Regions from separate parts of the Homo sapiens genome. Here region 1 is linked to region 2. Evidence: read pairs that join two places in POLR2A ChIA-PET (ENCODE). Cell type or tissue: GM12878. All regions are shown on one strand. Region 1 overlaps STT3B (STT3 oligosaccharyltransferase complex catalytic subunit B). Region 2 overlaps STT3B (STT3 oligosaccharyltransferase complex catalytic subunit B).

Region 1 (2,500 bases), 86 kb after region 2:
TGTTCACTATAAAATTCAACTTTCTTGTGCATTTGAAAATTTTTATAATAGTTTAGCAATAGGTCTGTTGAATTGTGGGGTCTTTATAATTCAAGTTAACTGCAGTATTTTCACTCCCTAAGATCATTAAGTTTTAAAAGTAAACAAATTGAGGGGAAAAACATGATTTGGTCACTTGAGAATAATATTAACCTTTCCATCCTTCATTTCGGAGAGCACGTGTGCACAGACGAATACTAAGATATAACAATAAAGATAAATGTTAACATTTTCTCAAACACTCAAAACTTATAGAGAGTATAAAAATTGATTAGGTACAGAAGGGCTAGTTAAGTTAGCCCATATTCATTAACAACTGGGTCAGAGATTATGATGTAAATCCTTATATTGAGCTTCTAATGTTTATAACCAATGTTGTCTTTATGCAAACTACTCATGGCAGTAAGGGGCATGCAGTCCTACCCAAGTTAACCTTTACGATATGAAAACCATAAAGGGGGAAGGAAAAGTCCCAAGGGCATTCATGACAGACCCTAACTACCGTAGGGCCTATACATCATGAAATCTATGATTACTACTTATGGAAGCCATCACACTCAACCGAAATGGGAGTAGCACCAATCTTATCATAAATTCATACAATTTAATTGTCAATGCAATCAGTAACAGTGATACCTGGTCTGAAGTGCAGCTGGACTGCTGATGCTAATGATCCCACAAAGTGACTTTTTAAGATTTGGGGACGTTTGTGTTCTAAAACTGGTTTGGCTACCAATTTGTCTTCTTCAGAACTGAGGTCAACAGCCTCTTTTTGTCATCTGCAAAGTGAAGGAAAACATGGAGACCTCAAAGTACAGGAAGTAGTCCCCAACTTCTAACAGCTTATGTTCCAAAGGTTTATCATTCCTTTGAAAACACATCTGTACTAATTAACCAATTTATACCATAGTTTCTTCGGAAAAATTGCATTCTAAGTTCCAACTCTAACTTGCAACTTTCTGCCCAGCAAAAAGGCGTCTGCTGCATTTTTGCTAACTACAGCCAAAACCTAAGGCTCAGAGAATTCTCTCTAGGGAGAACCCACTTTATAACCTGCTAAGGCAGGGAAAAAAGAGCTCTCACATAGGGAACTTCATTGCTTCTATGGGAAAGGCTACCACAATTGAACAAGATAATGGATATGGAGAAGGTATCTGGCTAATATAAAGTAAAAGTATTATCTCTTACAATAAAAATATGTAGAAAACACATTTTGTTCCAGATAAAAAGGTATAGTTAAGTGCTGTTAAAGTGGCTGATTAACCAAACGTTTGGCAAGTACAGACAATATATTTTCAAACTGCTTCCTCCTATCTGTTCAACTCAGCTGATAAGGGAGGAATTACTAAAGTGAAGTCAAATTGTTACCAAAAATGTTGCTAAATGTTAAAAAAGTGCAGTGTACTTCAATAAATAAATCACACATCACCCCTTATGACAACTGGTAAGATAAATAACTTGGGTGACAAATTTAAAAAACAAGTATAACTCTGTGACGTCACTTTCAGCAGCTAACTTGAGTCTTTTACACAATTTAAGAACTACTGTAAAATTTAAAGAAATAGCTCACAGAGAAAGTAAACCCTTCACTAAAACGACTTGCAGAAATGAAACCATTGATAGAGATATGGAAAAAGAGGTCAGGGAAGGTATGAGCAGGCCAGAATAAATCGGTTTGTGGATGCACAGCCTGAGAGTAACATTTAAATATTATTAAAGGTCTGTGCCATTGCTATATGATATGATGGTGATCTGAGCAACTCCCAAACTAGAAACACTAGAGTGTTCAGCTACAGACCAGTTAAAGTGTTGCGACTATTAGTAGCTATAGAAGAAAACTAGATTTAAAAGCCCCGAAAAGCTTTAAAAGCCCAAAGTAATAATGGCAGGCAATCTACACATCCCCCTCCTTTTAACCTTTTCAAAAAGAATGACTGTAAGAATCAGATAAGAATGAATGAGATGCCTAACTACGTGAGATCTTCAAAAGACATGAAAAAAAAACAAGAACAAGGTATTTTTTTTGTCTGAAACCTGATTCTCTCATTAAGTCACCTGAATTAGACATTATATTAGATTCATACTGACAAATCTCCATTCACGGTAAGGCACAGGAGACAGTCCATTATTATACAAATCTCCTTACTACTAAGCAAGATTATCTAACATTATGAATATAAACATTTAATTAAGAAATGTCAACATTAAAACTATATGCAGAATACCTAAATTAAGTAGCTCTTTAAAACAGAGATGTATACTTTCAAATGGTACAAATTTAGCTAAATGATAATGTGTCAGAAATGCGTTTTCATATATATAAAAAATGAAGCAAAACATATTTTCTTTTTTGAGTCGGAGTTTCGCTCTTTGTTGCCCAGGCTGGAGTGCAGTGGCGCGATCTCGGCTCACTGCAACCTTCGCCTCCCGGGTTCGAGAGATTCTCCTGCCTCAGCCTCCC
Region 2 (2,500 bases):
AAAAATAACTAAGAGTGTAACTTGATCGTTTGTAACTGAAAGGATAAATAGTTGAGGGGATGGAAACCCCATTTTACACGTGATTATTACACATGCCTGTATCAAAAGACATAAATAGAATGTACCCCATAAAATTATGTATTTACTGTGTACCTACCAAAATTAAAATAAAAAATTAAAAACAAGCAAATGCAGAATCTCACAAACAACATTCTATTTTTTAATTATATCCTTTGAGACAACGAAAAAGAAGTGTAAGTATAAAATGTTTTTGTATCCGAGTTATTTTCTTACCCATCATGATTGTATGAGGCCAGGACTACACTTGGACTAGAGTAGGCATTGCTTGTGACCCAGGTACAGTGGACAGCAAACATCATCAATAGCATCAGCATCAACATGGTGACAATGCTTTTTATATTAGGGCCTAATCCCTCTTCAGTTTTTTCCTGTTCAGTTGCATGTTTCCTCACTTTACCTGCCTAAAGATATTAAAAAAATTGGTTAGACAAATTCATTATTTGACTTGCTTCATTAAGATACTCAATGGAAAAAGTTGAGAGACTGTTTATCTATCAATTTAATTCTATGACTCAGAAAATGTATAACCATCAGATATTCTTATGTGGGTGATGGAGTGTTTTCTAAGTCAAACGTGAATAAGGTTTCCTGGGAATATACCAATCCAGAAACTGGTCACAGAGCAAAATAATTATCTCCAGTAAGAAGCTGCTTTCAAACCCAGTTGTCCTTATACTTTAATTAAATACAAAGGAGATTAACCAAATGACCCCATTCTGGTGAAATCTTAATATGTAAATTCTTATAAAATCTGAATTCCACATCCTGAAAATGGCAATGCTCAGCTATAATTTTGACCATGTACCACTTTAGTATAGGAAAAAACTGCATTAACAGAATCAGTCTTCCGATTTCGAAACCCTAAAACCAACAGACTTGTTAAAACTACGATTACCTTAAAAAATCACCTTCCCCAACAGAAAAGGGAAGAGAGAATAGAAAAAGTCACAACTTCTAAATTTCAAGGCTGGTTAAGAAACCACAAAGCAACAAAAAAACCCCAACAATAACAACAAACACAAAAATCAGGAATGTGGGTTTATTAACACACATCTTTATGAATTACATTCATCTTATAGAAGGAAAGAATTTCAAAGTTATTACTGATACTGGGAAGTTTAATTTATTAGTATTTTAAAATCCAGGCAATATTCAAATAGCAAAGTTTAATATGTCATCCAAGACAAGTGCTCTAATTCTTACAAGTCCTTTTCACACTTGCACCAACTGAGAAACTATAGATTAAAAATAAATTACCTGTATTGGCCAGTTACCTATTGCTAACGAACTGGAGGGTTTTAAAAAAGGCATTTTGCTCCCTTCATTTTACTGTTCAACCAATCAAATGTCACTTCCAAAATATTTTGAAAGTATGCACTGAGTATGGACCTCAAGGATAAGCACCTGTCTGTCCACATGGTTTCAGAGGGGTTTACAGTGCCAAATGTTATGTAATTTAGTACAGCATAAAGTTTTTGCTCTCAAAAATGGAAGGGTATATTAACAAGGGTATATATCTTAAGTATTTAGATAACAAATTACCAAAAAGAGGAATTCCTTCTCTGATTACATTCTATTTTCTAACTCTGAGCTAAAGGACTGACCAGGATTCATATTTTGAGGCAAACAGTGGAGACCAACTAGAAAAGTCACAGTTTGTCCAAATCATCATTTAATAACATTTCTTGATATGTATAGTTCTTACTGTGGTGGAAAAATTAAGAAAGGACATAGACAATTTAAAGGCCTTACTTTAGATTCCCCACCTTATCATACAAATTTCCTTGGTTTCTTTTGTCATCCTCATCACTGCTGTCCTCCACAGGTGGATTTTCCCTTTTCATGTCATCCCCCAAATAGTGCTCAAAAACATTTGAAAAGGCAATTGCAGACAGCATACACACGACTGGAGTCAAAGTCAACATCAGTCGCACCATCACTCCAGCAAAGTAGACAGCACTGATTGCATATAGAGCAACTGCAAAGACAAATTCTCTTACAATATGTTGGAGGGAAAAAGTTCCCAGGAAACTGAACTAGATACTTAAAACTATAAAACCAACCTGGAATTATATAAATGTCTCACAAACGATCTAATTGTTTCTAAATTGATACTACTGAACAACTGATTAATTAGCCACATTTAGAAATTATAACTAGTGTTCACTAAATAAAACCTACACATCCACAGTTTAGAAAAATGTATATGATTCAAATTTAATTAGTTATGAAGAATTAGACTTAATTCACTATTTGTCAATAACATCATAAAAAACCCATAGCTGGCAGATAAAAACATATTTGTGCATGACATCTCCAGGCAAAATAAATTTATAGATTTAAAATCTATAAAAAGCCAGTGCCAATATCTGGCATAAAACCTGCTTTAAAACAAAAACGGGATGAGAAGAACGTAAGT

The links. Peaks named below come from ENCODE experiments on the same cell type or tissue, not always from the same donor. Only the 100,000 strongest peaks of a DNase experiment are listed, where the experiment ranks them.
Region 1: POLR2A ChIA-PET joins it to region 2 with 6 read pairs; 11 of 35 experiments call an interaction of 5 or more read pairs at or near these places.

The regions. Positions count from the first base shown.
Region 1 is chr3:31,535,616-31,538,115 of GRCh38, reverse strand. All of the region lies in intron 1 of STT3B (STT3 oligosaccharyltransferase complex catalytic subunit B), which reads right to left. Among named protein-coding and RNA genes, the nearest start is that of STT3B, 3.9 kb to the right of the region's middle. RefSeq lists an enhancer at 2,018-2,500. In GM12878, no CTCF peak of the experiment used is centred here; no DNase peak of the experiment used is centred here; H3K4me3 peaks cover 2,500 bases; H3K27ac peaks cover 200 bases.
Region 2 is chr3:31,621,656-31,624,155 of GRCh38, reverse strand. It overlaps STT3B (STT3 oligosaccharyltransferase complex catalytic subunit B), which reads right to left. Exons shown (of 16, transcript NM_178862.3): 10 at 1,848-2,059; 11 at 295-482. Among named protein-coding and RNA genes, the nearest start is that of OSBPL10-AS1, 81 kb to the left of the region's middle. In GM12878, no CTCF peak of the experiment used is centred here; a DNase peak (open chromatin) is centred at 995; H3K27ac peaks cover 465 bases.